Regions from separate parts of the Mus musculus genome. Here region 1 is linked to region 2. The links are chromatin loops, found by intact Hi-C in ENCODE. Cell type or tissue: gastrocnemius. All regions are shown on one strand.

What was found. Hi-C counts contacts between places; a loop is a spot of excess contacts. Peaks named below come from ENCODE experiments on the same cell type or tissue, not always from the same donor. Only the 100,000 strongest peaks of a DNase experiment are listed, where the experiment ranks them.
Region 1: it touches region 2 in a loop (2.8-fold over the local background); 21 of 42 quality-filtered maps call a loop at or near these places.

The regions. Positions count from the first base shown.
Region 1 is chr9:92,143,390-92,151,389 of GRCm38, reverse strand. It overlaps Gm46147 (a long non-coding RNA gene), which reads left to right. Exons shown (of 3, transcript XR_001779352.2): 3 at 7,172-8,000. Among named protein-coding and RNA genes, the nearest start is that of Gm46147, 28 kb to the left of the region's middle. In gastrocnemius, a CTCF peak has its summit at 3,638 (motif pointing left); a DNase peak (open chromatin) is centred at 3,636.
Region 2 is chr9:92,596,970-92,604,969 of GRCm38, reverse strand. It overlaps Plod2 (procollagen lysine, 2-oxoglutarate 5-dioxygenase 2), which reads right to left. Exons shown (of 19, transcript NM_011961.3): 12 at 6,257-6,382; 13 at 4,088-4,229; 14 at 1,909-2,022; 15 at 126-191. Among named protein-coding and RNA genes, the nearest start is that of B430319G15Rik, 58 kb to the right of the region's middle. In gastrocnemius, no CTCF peak of the experiment used is centred here; a DNase peak (open chromatin) is centred at 4,614; H3K27ac peaks cover 1,366 bases.

The DNA of each region.
Region 1 (8,000 bases), 450 kb after region 2:
TGCTGGCTTTGTAGGGGTTTGGGAGTACTGTTTCTATTTTGGGCTTTTTGTTGTTGTTGTTGTTGTTTTATGTTTCTTTTTGTTTTGGAATGACTTGAGGATAATTGGTTGTAGTTCTTTTGTGAAAACCTGGTAGAATTCCACTTTAAATCCATCTGGATTGTATTTTATTTTTCCCACGCTGTAAAACTTTCTTTTTCTTGTTTTAATATCCTTATTTGTCATGAGTGTGCTTAAGCTATAGATATCTTCTTGAATTGATTTGGTAATTCATCAAGGAACTTGTTATTTGCTTTTAGATTTTTTTTAAATACAGGTTTTAAATATTCCATTGTAGTGTCCTAAATTTCCTTGGTGTTTGTTGTAATGTTTCTTTGTCCCTCTGCGATTTTATCAGTTTGAGTTTTCTTGGTGTTTTTAAGGCTAATTTTGCTTTTATTTTATTGATTTCTGCCTTTTCTGTTCCTGTTTTTCTTCTCAACTACGGGGTTGGGTTTGACTTGCTCTCGTTTTTCCAAAGGCTTGAGTTACATGATGAACTTGCTTATCTGTACTTTCTAATTTTGAAAACAGGGTTTAATGACATATGTTTCCCTCCTAGGACTGTGTCCCAAAGCCTTCATGTGTCTTTTTTTTTTTTTTTAATTATTACTTTATTTTTCTTCCCCTTGGTATTTAACATTGTTTTTTCTTGAAATTTTCTTGGAGCCATTTTGTTATTTGGCACTGTATTCTTTAATTTTCGTGACTTCATATAATTTCTGGAGATTCTGTTTTATCTTAAGCTTTTTTTGCATCATATTGAGATAGGATATGTGTTACCAGTTTTTTTTTTCTTATATTTTGAGATTTGTTTTGTATCTCAATATATGTTCAATTTTAGAGAAGCATTCATGGGCTGCTGAGTAGAATTTTTTTTCTGGTCTTTGGGAGAAATATTTTGTAGATAATTGTTAGATCCCTTTGATGTATGATTTCATAAAACGATACACCTCTTTTTATTATCTATCCAGAGGACCTTTCTATTAAAGAAAGTGAAATACTGAAATCACTTACTATTATAGAATTGAAGTTAATCTGTGTCTTGAAGTCCTTTTATATGTTTTTGATGCTACAGCAGCAGTAGGGGTCTGACCCTCTTGGGGTTGGTTTGATGGACGTAATTTTTTTAAAATTTGAGGTTATTTTTTTAAATATTTGGGGTTCAAATTTTTATTAAAGTCTTAGAGTCAAATTTAAATAACTACATGAACTACATGAAACTTGGTCAAATAAAATGCATTTTGTCTAAGGAGTATATTCTGTATCCTGTGAACTTGTTACTTCTTTTTTTTTTTTTTTTAATGAGTGTCGCATCATCTTTGTCCCTTATCTCTTTGTTCCTTTTATTCACCCTCTGCCTTTGCAAACTCCCTCACCCCAAGAAACTACTTCAACCAGATCCAGTTATACTGTGCTTCTCCACTGAGGTGTGAGACCCACTCTCCCATCATGTGGCTGGTCATCTTGCCTGTGCTCTGCTGCACAGGCCATGTGGCATCTGGTGGAGTTCTTCTTGGTTGATATATATTTTTTTAATTCTATCTTTATCATGGAAATTTATTCTTTTTCTTTCAATTAAGGTGGATACTTTTGCTGGGTAAAATAGTCTAGCTTGACTTGTGTTCTTTTGGATCTTGGAGTACATTGCTTTAGGATCTTCTGACATTTAAAGCTTGATTGAGAATTCAGGTGTTATTTTGATTTGGCTTCTTTTATTTGAGACTATGGCTTTTCTTCCACAACTCTGAGTGCCCATTCTTTGTTCTTTTTTTTGGGGGGGGGATTTTTTTTAATTAATATTTTTTATTACATATTTTCCTCAATTACATTTCCAATGCTATCCCAAAAGTCCCCCATACCCTCCCACCCACTTCCCTACCCACTCATTCCCATTTTTTTTGGCCCTAGTGTTCCCCTGTACTGGGGCATATACAGTTTTCGTGTCCAATGGGCCTCTCTTTCCAGTGATGGCCGACTAGGCCATCTTTTGATACATATGCAGCTAGAGTCAAGAGCTCCGGGGTACTGGTTAGTTCATAATGTTGTTCCACCTATAGGGTTGCAGATCTGCAACCATTCTTTGTTCTTTATATTAACGTTTAGCCATAATATTCCACAGGGTGTTACTTTTCTGGTCTTGTCTATTTGGTGTTCTTTGTGCTTCTTCCATCCTTGTAGATATATCTTTCTCCTAATTTTTCTTAATGTTTTCTTATCCTGTTGCAGATATGGTCTAGCCTATTAATGTAGGATTCTTCTTCAACTATTTCAGCTTTGTTCTTTCATGTCCCATAGTTCTTCATATTCACAGCATGTGTGTTTTAAAGATTTATCATAGTCTTTAATTGAGTGGTTCAACTACTCTATTTTCAATTTCTGATGATATGCTGCCTTTTGCTAGACCCATTCTACCGTGAAGACTTCTTCTGTGTCTTCTAAATAGAAAATTAAAAATTTCAATTTCATCTTCCTTTCATCTTAAGTTTTCGTTGGTATTTCTATCTCTTTAGTGATCAGTGATTAGTAATATAGCATTTTCGGCATCATGAATTTGCCTTCTTGCTTTTATGGAGCCCTGTGTTTGGGTTTCTGGACTTCAATCATGAGGTTATTACTATTCTCTTTTTCTTTTCTTATTAAAGGCATTTTTTAATTAGATATTTTCTTCATTTACCTTTCAAATGCTATCCCCAAAGCCACTTATACCCTCTCCCTGCCCTACTATCCTCTTCTTGTTCACACCAGTGTTCTGGTGTTCATTCCTCTTGTCTTTAAACTCCTTGAATTCTTTGATTTTTTTTTTTCTTAGTGAGACAGGGTTTCTCTGTATAGCTCTGGCTGTCCTGGAACTCACTTTGTAGACCAGGCTGGCCTTGAACTCAGAAATTTATAATTTTTAATTTATAATTATTTTCTTAAATTCTTTGTACTGGGGTCAACCTTGGTAATTCTCATTGAAGACTATTTTATAGAATTATTTGGGGGATACTTAAATGTTTAACTCTTAGTAATATCACCCACAAAGATTTTTCTTATGAAACCTGTTTCAGTTGTCAGGAGAATGTCTTATTTGTCCATTATAGGTGTTTCTACACAAGCACAATCCTTTCTCTACCGACCCTAGAGCTATTTGACATCTCAGGAGTATGAACTGCTGTGGGGTCCAGAAGGCATTCAGGCGAATTATCCCACTAGGATAGTGTTTGGGGGAGTAGTTATGTGTGATGTTAATTTAGTATTAATCTGGAGAGGCTGCAGCTTGCTATATTCAGATTGTATTTAGCAATATAAAACTGTACCAAACACTAATAAATTGCACCTACTGGAGATTTAGATTAACTGTCAAAATGTTAAAAAACACACACACACACACACACACACACATACACACAAAAACTAAACCATTTGGTGTATCTTAATTGGTATAATTAGCTATAAAATAAGCTTATTATGAGGGAAGATTTGCTAGTAGTCATTTTACGATAGGTAGGGAGAAAAGCATTTGTTTTATGTTTAAGAATTTTCTTTAAAGGGGGGGGGGCACTCTCTAGTGCGGGCTTATTTGCATTTTAATGGTGAAATGTCTCCATCTTGTGGCCAGATGAACTATCACACCTTCGTCTTAGAGTGTTATTTTGACCTTTTAATTTGGAGGCCTGTATAGTGGAGGTGTGGTTTCTACCCAGGTTGATAATTAATGAAATAAACAATATTTAAGCTCATTAATTTGTAGTAGACTTCGAAGTAAATTTACATTTTTTGAGCCACGAATTGATTTTGATCTTTGTCTTCTGGAGGTCTGAATTTCTCCTTTTATTGAACAAATTATTCAAGTAATATAAATTTTTGAAAAAATGTCTAGGGTTTGAATATGTGTGAGTCTGTGTATGTGTGTTTTCAGAGTGGCTACAAGTTACAACATCTATTTATTTATACGCAATTTGGAGATTATTTCTAATGCATGACCCCATTTTAAACAATAGATGGCATTAAGATGTCATGTTTTGTGTTTCCCCATAAAGCATGCATTTTGTTTCATAGTTTCAAAACGTTGGTTTTTCTTCTTGAAAAGAAAACTTCTTGATATCCAAAATCATATTTGCTTTATTTTGAAGCTACTGGTAGTACATTCAATAAATATTAAAAAAATTCTTAAAGCAACAGTACAATTTTATTACTATTTGAATATGTGCTCATATTCCAAATGTGATAAAAATCTAAATGTAGTTATATTAATTCAAATGTTATTTCAAAAGATATGTGGCTGGTATTCTCATTAAAGTGAATTTTTACATTTTATTCTTCCATGAATGCTTTTCAGAATTAAACCTCAGACGTTTAGTTAAAATTTAGTTTAATGCAAAATCATGTAACCATGTGCTGCCTTTAAAAATCTAAGGATTTTAAACTTTAAACAACTTTAAACAGTTATAGTCCTCATGTATTTTTTTTTTTTAGTTACCCAATATTCTGAAATTAGAATTCCTTCAATGTACAGCATTTAGATACTTACTACTTTCAAGATTTACATGAGATTTAGATTTTAGATAGCTCATAGAATAAAACTTTTATAAATTGCTATTTGTAGGTAAAATGAAAAGGGATGATTGAGGTATTAAAATATATTATAGATCTTAAGCCCTGCACTAGTCAGGTAATTATTATCCTCCTGTTTTTGTTTGTTTGTTTGTTTTGATTTTGTTTTTCAAGACAGGGTTTATCTGTATATCTCTGGCTGTCCTGGGACTCACTTTGTAGACCATGCTGGCCTCGGACTCAGAAATCTGCCTGCCTCTGACTCCTGAGTGCTGGGGTTAAAGGCATGAGCCACCACCCCTGGCCCTCCTGTATCTTTTTAATGCCACTTTTACAAAGTTGCGGTGAAAGAGATGTCCAACTCTACAAACCTGAACATTGTTTTCTTCTCTTTTTTCTTGTTTTAAAAGAATTTGTCACGAATGTTTTCTCCCTGTTGCTCTTGAGCTAGAGAAAGGCTGTTCTGCCCATTGCAAGATGGTTAGCATCCTTGAACCTGGACACTAAGGACCAATAGCGAACTCTTCCCACTGACCCAGTAAGGTCAGCCAGAAGGTTCCCAGTGTTTCTATTGGTATAGCTGTAAAAAACTGTCATCTCTGAAAGGGATGACTAAGCGATAAACTTTCAGTTTTAGAAAGGATAACTTTGAGGCTGTGTACAGAAGTATTTAATTAATTGTGAGTTCTGTTTGCATGAACTAATTGAAACTAAATGATAAAGGTATTTAAGTAGTTGTCTTCTGGGTTGAACAGTATGGTTACTCTGTCCATGCAGAGGATGTCACAAGATAGAAAACAAGGGAGCCAATTAGGAAACTAGAGGGAGTGACTTGTTTTGCTCACCAGTAACAGTTGTTTTTCTCTGAGCAACATGACATTGTACTTCTAGTATATCTGGAATGCCTACCATGAAATCCAGTAGCTACACAGGACAGTTAGCAGCTGAAAAGGAGCAAGCATGGTTGAAGAGCTGGGTTTCTTTTAGTGTTGCTTGTTTGTTTTTTGCTTTAGTTTTTGTCTATTTATTTATTTATTTATTTATTTATTTATTTATTTATTTATTTGGTTTAGTTTTGGTTGAGACCTGGTTTCTCTGTGTAGCGCTGGCTGTCCTGGAGTTTGCTCTGTAAACCAGGCTGGCCTGAAACTCAGAGGTCTGCCTACTACTGCATCGAAAATGCTTGAGATTAAATACAGGTGCCACCATTGCCAGGCAAAGAATTGATTCTTAAAATGTGTGTGGGTCTGCTCTTTCTCTCTCTCTCTCTCTCTCTCTCTCTCTCTCTCTCTCTTTCTGCCTGTGTGTGTTTGTGAGACTGAGTGTGAACGTGTGTGTGTGCCTGTTTGCATGCCTGTGTGTGTATAGTGCTTGTGTGTGCATAAGTGTGTGTGTATGTATGTACATGTGTGTGTGTGCATGTGTGTGTGTGTGTGTGTGTGTGTGTTCAGGAGTGCATCTGTGCCACAGAGCACATATGAAGGTACAGCTTTCTCACCTTGAGAGAGCCTCTCTTCTTGTTATTTGCTCTTGCACGTACCAGCCTGTGTCCAAGAGCTTCTGTGAGCTTTCTGTCTCTACCTGCCTCTCATCTTACCACTGGAGTGCTTGGATTATAGACAGGTGTTCCTGCTTTCAGCCTTGTGGTTTGTGGAATCTGAGCTCAGGTCCTTTCTCTGTATCACAAACCCTTTACCCACTAAGTGACTGCCCCAGGCCAAAGAAGTGCATTTTTGTTTAAATCGTGATACACTGCAGAGTTGCAATAGATTTTGAAAATGTACTCCAAATTCAACTTAAATGAAAAATGTTTCAATATAAATTATGTCAATAACACTTTGAGAATAATTTAAGTATATATTTACATAAAATATTACATATTAAATGCAATTTATTAGTTTCATATATTCTTAGAACGTTTAAAATGACGCATGTAGCTTACCTGTCAAATTATGATGTCTCAGGTGAGACAACATTTGCCATACTAAGTCATTTGCTCTTCAGACACTTTGATAGCCTAGCCTTGGAGGGACTTGGTGATCAGTGTTCAGACTTGCTTCATCACAAGACTATTTTAAGAAAGGTTACAGTAAAGATCAGATGCCAATATTTGCACCCAACCAAAGAACAGAAGCTGCTGACCCATGTGGTTGAAATAGGGAAAAGCTGGAAGAAGCTGAGGAGGAGGGAGACCTTGTAGGAGGACCAGCAGTCTCAATTAACCTGGACCTCTGAGGTCTCTCAGACACTGGACCACCAACCAGGCAGTATGCACCAGCTGATATGAGTCCCCCAACACAGATACAGCAGTGGACTTCCGGGTCTGGATTCAGAGAAGATGCACCTAATCCTCAGAGACTGGAGGCCCCAGGGAATTTAGAGGTCTGGTGGGTTGAGGGGTAGCAGATAGCAACATCCTCGTGGAGATGAGGGGGGTGAGGAGGAGGTATGGGATGGGGAACAGTCTGAGGGTGGATCGGAGTGGGGGAGGATAAAATCTGGAGTGTTAAAAAATTAAATAAAATTTAAGAAAAAAAAAGGGGGGGGATTACATTATCTACACTGCTGAGAAAGGCATTTTTTTTTCTTTTAGGATGTAAGTTACAAGCATAGAATTAGAAACAGCCCCATTGCAGTCATGAAGACACCACAAGGCTGAAAGTCAACCAGAAACAGAGATCCAAGCTACGCAGAGAGTTGGACTCGTGATAGTGCACGTCTCCTTCAAAAAGTCCTATTTACTTCTTTCTCCAGAACAAACCATCATGGCTCCTTCCACCCTGTAGGTTCAGCAGAGCTGAGGACTGGTGAAAAGACCCAAGTTGGAACTGACTCTTCTGTGATATGGGCAAGCTTATTTTTTTTATAGAAGTTTCTCAAACGCCCAAAAAACGATGTCGAAGAAATGAGTGCTCCGCCCTACAGACTGGTTACATTCTACCGAGACACAAGTGCCATAACAAGTAGAGGAAGTTAGGTGCTCTTGATACCAACAAAAAACATTACCTAGTGGGAGAAAGAAAGACAGGGCCTTCTAATTGTAAAAGAGTGGAAAGATACTTTCATAATTATAGGGCTACGGTGACAGCTGCGTATACTGTCCGCTAGCATGCGCTGCAGGTGGTAATCCAACCATGTGCATCCCAGCCACTGAATGGAAAACAGTGGGGGGTGGCCCTTTTGAATCCTATATAATTGCAGACATTTTAAGCAACTATCATTTCAATACTGTGTAAAGTATGGCTTATTTTTTTTTTTCATAGTAGATTTTCCTATCCAGCAGAGCTTTTAAGGATCAGGCTTCAAGTGTTTGTCCCTCATTTTGTTTAAAATTCTGCCTTTGTCATTTTCATATACTGAGGCAAACACGAAGGTTAACAGCTACAAAGTCTTCCTCCTACAAGAGCGTTTGATTAAGATCT
Region 2 (8,000 bases):
ACCTAATGAATAGTGCCTAACCAATACTTTCTCCATATTTAAATTTTCTGTTCATTCCGTGTTGCTTAAGATTTTGTGGAAATTAGAGGAAGAACACTCTATAAAGTAGAATTATTAGTACAAACCTGCTCGACTATATTTTCAGTGAAAATCTTTGAATAATCACGATTTATATATTTTTCCTTCCAATCCTAAGGAAAAAAAGAACACATTTAAACAAATAACTGTTCCATAAATAAGTATACTTTATAAAAATACTCTAATAACTTGTAAGTTCAAGAAACTTGTAAGTTTCTGAAAATTACTATTTTCAGAATAGTAATAGAAATAGAAAATTAATAGTAATTTTCAGAAACCAGTTTATATTTTAATCCTGGCCTGGTTCTGTGTATGGGTACACCCCATGAAATCAAGCCTTTTATTTATAAAGTTTCATTTCTCAGGCTATTAAAATTGAACAATATTATAATGGGTAGGTAGATCTGCATGCAATTTTTTTCTGATATTTAACATGTGGTGTGTAAACATAAAAAACAAAACTGGGAATGTAGCTCACAGCATTAAGGATAGGGAAAAAAAAACCTTAAATTCCAGTTGGGTTGAGCCATCATGTTTAATTTGTTGATGCTAACGTCCTGAACGTTTTATGTTGGGCAGTGACATAAACTCTTCATGTAAAAACATCCTTCTAGTCATCAAGTCAATTATAATCTCACTTATCTTTTAGAAATTCTGAAAATGGGAAAAACTCTAAGTATTCTGTCACTGAACATCTTCAGACTGAAGTATGAAAGAATGAGCAAGACCATGCCAAGGTTAGCAGAGCCTACTTGCTCAGCACATACTGCTCAGGAGAGCTGAGTTCCTACAGGAATACAGGCAATGAAGGACAGGAACGAAAGTTCACCGGGAAGCTATAACCAAGTAGTGCTATCCCTCAAAACTCTCAAAAATTCAGAAGCAGAGTTAAGCCCGTAGACTCTATTCTCTCCATAAGAAAAGAGAACCATTTCTAGTTCGACCTCATTAAAGCTGAAGACGCACAAGGAAAAGAAGACAAATGCACCTTTGAAATACCACAATAACAAAAAGATGTTTCTTTTTTTTTAATCCAACAGAGGACTCAGTGCTCAAAGTTGCTCTTTCTGGAATCCTGCTAGTTTTCAAAAAATCAAAGACTACTCCCATCAGGAGGTCTGAGTCTTTGTAATTTAAAGCTTACTGTTGGCGAGGGAGGGGAAGAGAGCTTAAGAAGGTAACGGAAATGACTATTCAAGAAAGCTTTCTTAGATCTATGTGCCAGTGCTACTGGTGAACAAGGTCCCTGTAGTTCAAAACCAGCCGCCATAACTATCTGACTCAAATTTCCTCAACTTAAGGGTATATTACCTTATATGGGAGACAGTTTTACTCTACATTGTCCTCTGGTTATCTTAGCAAACATTTTTATAAAACTGTCAGATTACTTTACTAAGTATTATGACACTAAGCAGCTTTAATTAAATACTGGGTGTTTCCCCAAGCTAACTTGTGATATTTTGTGTGTGTGTGTGTGTGTGTGTGTGAGGGTGGGGGCGCAGCTAGGGATGAACTTAATACATTTGATGCTAGCGTAGAGTTCTAACCCCAAGTCACTAAGGTCTTTCTCCACCCCCTTTAAAAATTGTTATTTATATTTTTAAAATTATGCTTAATAGTGGGAGAAAGCAAAGAAATTGATAAATTGCTTTCCTTTAAGATAACTGTGTCTTAATTTGAATGAGTTCTTGGTCAAATTTAGAACTATCGCAGATCATAAAACACAACTGTACCCATTTAAAAATATTTATGTGTCGATATTAGTGCATGATTTATGTCCATTTAATTTGACAGGAAGATAAACAACAAGGGAGTTGAACACGAACATACCACGGGATTTTCAAAAATCTGCCAGAAGTCATTGTTAAGATGGGAAGTGTTGTAATTAGCAGTTGATATCAGCCGTCCAAATTCATGTCTGTTAGAAATGTACATAAACACACCCTATGTACCAGAAAAAAGGGAGTATTACTCTCAAAGCACTGAACATTTAATCATGGGAAAAATATATAAAATGCATTAATTTCAACTTTTGTAATACTTCATTTGTAACTACATTTTGATTTTCATAAAACATGCATTATTTAAAATAAATAGTGTTATAAATTCACACAACACAGAAAATAGCACTAAGTGTCAACTGAAAGAGAGGACTGGGCTTCGGGGCCACTCTGTTACTCTCTCAATAATCCTAGACACAGATGGGGAAAGCAGAAAACATTCCAGACATCAACAGGCAATCAAGTGTGTCTTCTTTTTCTCTTTATTTCCTTTCAAAGCATTTTATGGAGCTCGAGATGTCAAAGTTCTTGCTCAGTGCAGCACTCCTCTACTGTTCTGACTCAGCACCCACAGCTCTGTAGGCCCTGCCAGGGTCTAAGAGGGACGTCTTCTGTCTTCGCCCTAAACCCAGTCAATGTGGCAGACACCACTGGGTCAAGGAAGTCTCTTTGTACCTGTTTTTCTTATAAGAAGGATTAGTAGCAAACACACACATCAGCAAGTGGCCAGGTCTCATCTCTAATGGAGATGAACTTTCAGCCTACTTCCTTCTCCTCTTCAGAGCATGCCCAAACCTTACAACAGTAAGTGAAAGTATCTGTTATTTCTCTCACCTGCTAATTATAAAATGCAAATTACTTTCATCAACCAAGAGCTGACTATCCAGCAACAGTCCTCCAAAATCCCACAACACACATACGAGCAGAAAAGGATCCCATGAGTACCAACATTTTACCAATCAGTGCAAAGGAGGCTATTATGGGGTGGCTTTACTGCCACTCAACACAGCATATCTAACAATTACATTAAAAAAAATTTAGTAAAAATAAATAAAAATGACACCTTTGGGGGGCTGAGCATTTGGAATGTTTCCGGAGTAGGGGAGTCTTTTTCCCTTTGTAAGGTCTAAAATGAAGAGAAGCATCGGGTCAGTTGATCTGCACACCCATGTGTGAGGGAGGCATCTTGGTAAATAAATACAGCAGCCTGGATAAAAACTGACACTGTGAAATGCCCTTCCTAGACGGCATGCAGAACAAGCAAAGCTTACAGAGCACACGAGAGCCTCAAGCCTTCCCTGCTGCTTCACTTTAACGTGTTTGGTGAGACACAGATCCAAGCTCATTCCTTAGCAAAACTTCATTAGACACATAATTAAGACAACAGAAAAAAATAATGAGTAAGAGGCCATTCCGGATGCGCTGTTGAGTGAAATCAGCCAAACATGAGCACACAAATACAATCAAAGGTCCTGAGGGTGTTCAATGGGGGTGCACACAGATACACAGGCAGTACAAACATTCTGGAAAACATGCCTTGTTAAACTAAGGAAAAACACTTGCCAACTTTTCTGATATTCCTAAGGCCATGGCTGCTCATATAAATTCAGGAACAAAATAACAATATCTGAAACAGAAAATCTTATAAATATGTTTTCTGAATTAAAACATATTTGCACATTTTGAAAAATTATTTTCTATAAGCATTTACATTTTATTGTAAAAGTACATTTCTAAAACACTAATACACCATCAGCTCCAAATATATTACATATACTATCTTTATAGTCTAGGGAGCCTGCTTCATAAGAGTATACCATCAATAATATTATAGAGTACACTCAGAAAAACAGCTACTGATGTCAGAAGATTATGTGCTTATCAAATATGTAAAGTAAATTTCATTCAAATTAATATTAACTAAACTCGATTATTTTACTTAAAATTTTTCAAATGTGAGCAAATAGTATTCTTAAAAGAACAAAGCTTATTTTTGGATTCTGCCTTTATTAAATCTTCTTAGGCTGCTTATGAGACAAGCCTAGTCTAACATTTCAAAATCTATGTTACAAATGTTCACAAATTATCCTCCTTAAAACCCTACGATCAAAAAAATTGGCTAGTATTTACAAATCGGGAAGAAAGGAGCATCCAAACATAGTGACACACGGACTGAAAAGCAAGCACCTCATGAGAACGCTGCCGGGAGCCGCAGTGGTGGACCTTACCATATCTCTAGCATTGCGGCAAAGAGCCATATCGGGATCCAACTTATCACGGACAAAATAGTTCCTTTCATTCATCTCAGATCGGAGTGTCTTTCCTTGAATTAAGTACACATTAGCCATATATGGGACATTCCAGATTCCTCTGAAAGTTAAAAAAAAAAATACATTCCAAAAATATCACACATAGAAAAATGTGCTTCATGCTTACATTTTAAAAAGAATGCTTTGTAAATGTTCAGGTTTTGTATATGTAAATTATTTGGCTGGTAAAGCATAATGATGGTGTTTGACAAATATGAATTATTGTATACACATATCCTAATGAGGCTTAGGAGAAATTACTCCCCCTCGATAGACTTTCAGTTAGGTTGTATGTAGCTGTTGCTACCTGTCACGGTTGTTACAGTTACGTCACGACAGTCTACGCACAGACTGTTTTCTGTTTAACAGTGAACATCCGAGAGCGAAAGCCCTCACACAGAACCAGAGCTGTGCTGGCCTTGGCTGGCATAGCTCCCTAGAGCAGACATCAGAGCCAAGACATATAGGTCAGAGAGGTATTTATACCACAGGATTTTGTAAAGGCTACGACTGAGGGCGTGCTTCCAACCACAGCAAAAATAAATAAATAAATAAGTAGACATAAAAATAAGAACCCTTACATGGTATTCACAAGGAATTCCCTGAGCTTTCCTTACGTCTGTGGAAAAAGCTGAGAGGAAACACAGCTGCAGAGTAAGTGTCTGCAGACCTTTCTCTCTCTGCGCCCCCCCCCACCCCATTCTGACAGGGCTCCCTCTATATGACTGGTATCAGCTCCCCAAGGCCCGCGTCTGTCACGTTTAGGAAGCAGTAAGGAAAAATCCTGACCAAGGACGTGTAAGACCTCATTTTGTCTTACTTAGATGAAAAAATATAAACAATAAAAGGCCTTTAGATCTACACAATGTGTCCGGTAAACTCTAACACTAAACGTGATGGAATACACCATGCTTCCCTCTAAGGGCACACATGCAGATGCACTCAGTAACTGACCACGGTCCTTACGGATAAATCAGACAGGAAGCCACTGTGTACAAAGAAATTATGGTTTACTCCAATCAACACGAAGGCACTCTTCTGCACTTGATGACCTTCATTTCCATCAAATCCATGGATAGCACCAAATATATGACTTATATGTCATTTTACACTTAATAAAAGTAACTGAAACAGAGTTGACTTAGTACTGATCCCTTACCTACCATGCTATCAGATAACAAAAACTTTATCACACTGGTATCTTTCAGATGAAAATCTTCTAAGTCAACCTTTACCTTCAGAAGGAAAACGTCTTGCCACAGCTACAATTTTCCCAAGGAAAATATGAGTTATTTAATCTAAGGGCACCTCCTTTTAGAAGTCAGAGTATATTCCCCATTTAAACTGAGCTGATGAGTTTGATAATTAAGACGAGGCACTTAGGACTCAGGCAATGCTAGCCTACAATCTGGGGAAAAAAAGAGCGACATTCTTGCCTAGCATTTCCGTAACAAAAACTCTTTTGATGCTTGACAGACTAATTTTTTTTTAATTTTAGCAAATGTCAGCTATCATTTAGAAAGTATATATTACTTGTACATTTGTACTCTATAGCGTCTGTATTTTTTGAATCCTCTAAAAGATGACAATTGAATGTCAGTGGTTTCTTACCTTTTTATGTACACATTAGATCTTACACACAGAGATGACAAATTAAAAGCTACCACCAGCTCCAACAAAATCACCTCATGAAATTGCGAATGTGTGGAAGTTCTGGTTTTCTGCATTATTATTTCTGTATTTATAAATTTTAAAGACAATGAAGACAAGTTTTATTAGAGCTATTAAATGACCTAGATAAACTAAATTCTTGTCCAACTTTAGGAAAGAGTTCTACTCCTCTCTACCACTGGATGTGTACACATGACAACCAAGTATTATCATACAACAATGAAGTTGTCCTATTAGTCATGTAGATTCCTTTCGATCTTAAAAAATAAAAAAAGTTTTTATGTAACTGTAAGTGATCTCCAAGTTCTCAAATGTATCCTAAGCAAAATGAAGACAGATAAAGATGTTTTTAAAGTAATATTAGTAAGATCATATTGTCACTATATTGTATATGAAATGATTCATCAGGCAACTCACACTCTGTTCCCCTGAACAATATCCACGTAATCTTCAGAGCGAGCATAGTACCCATCAGGACTCAGTGCTCCCCAAAAGTTGGACCACAACTTTCCATGACGTGTCACAAGAGGAGCAATGATTTTCCTAGGACAGAAAACCCACAGTGTTATTAACTTTTAAATATTCATTGGAGTTGTGTATTTTGCAAGACATATAACATGGTGAAGTTCATTTAACATATTATAACAACACATACATATAGACACATATGTAATACACAAATAAATATTAGTCTCTTCGTCTTTTCTTCAATAGATACACAAAATTTTCAGTTATGTTAATTAAAAAAGAAAAAATGGAACATTTATTGAAAATGCTAACAAAATACTAAAATAACTTTTTAACAGCATGTTAGTTACATTGAAGAGAGTAAAACTAAATTGTTTCCTTGTGTTTAAATTAAATTCTAGTTTAACTGGCAAACTGAACACTCTCTACAACATTAAGGTAGCCAATGAATATTTGTTGAACAAAAAACAAAATACGCAGATGGGCCGAGACACTGATGAGTCAAGGTTCCTAAAACAAACCCTAATCACTTTACCATCTGTCTCCGGGATTTTAGGGCTTTTAAAACTGGGTTATAGTTGTAAGCTGGCCTAACAGCAACGGATACGTCAGCCTTCACTTCAGAAAACAAAACAGAGACGCTTGCCTGGAACTCAAAGTCCCTTAGGAAACTAGAGTTTAAATGTAATTGCTAACGCGTTGTGCTGAGACGGGACTTTGAGTGGCCTGCAATGCATCAACTTCAGAGAAGGTTATAAAAGCAGGGAGACCTTGACACTCTTTTCCTCTTGCCCCTCCTCTCCTCAGAACATTCCGAAGAATGTTACGAAGCAGCAGGCAGCCCTGAAGAAGCCCTGCTCCTGACGCTGAACCACCCAGTGTACACGTCCACAAGAGTCAAATAATAAGCTTACTCTTTATAGCTTACCCTGTTGGTGGCCTTTTGTTATAGCCATAGCAAACACAGTAAGACACTGTGACAATATTCTGCCTTAACAGCTATTTGGAAAGTGGTACCTTTGAGACAAACACAGTACCAAGCATTTGCACTACACAAACTGCCATAAAATTAACTCATCTGTGCTGGTTAGTTTTAACTCTCAACACAACAAAACTTAGCATCACCAAGGAAGAGAGAGTCTTAAAGAAAAAAAATTTTCATAGAACTATAGTTCTAAAATCAGGTATTTCCAATAATCTGATCATTCCACAGCGAGCTGTAGTTGTACCTCCCGTTGTGCTGATTGTTCCTGACTCTAATTGAAATGGAAATTAAAAAAAAAAAAAACTTCTAGATCGGGTTGGCCAATGGGCATCTCTCACGGTGTTTTAATTGTTTACTGAGGTGCGATGACTCAGTCTATTGTGGGCGGTACCATTCCCTACACAGGGGATCCTGGGTAGGAACAAAAGAGAGAAAAACTAGCTGAGAATAAGCAACCAATTATCTAAGAGCAATTATACTCTCTGCTCTTAACTGTCGATGTGACAATTTAAATTCCAACCTTGACTTGTGCTGACTCAAGTTATGACTACATGTGCTGAGTCATGTTATGCAGCAAAAGGAGCATGTCTCCAAATACAGGATGGGCTGATGCAGCATAGCAGACTCCCTATGTGTAACAGTCAAGTCATGCTGACATTTCAATTTTATTGTGAGGAACAATTATTAACGCACACACACAGCACAAAT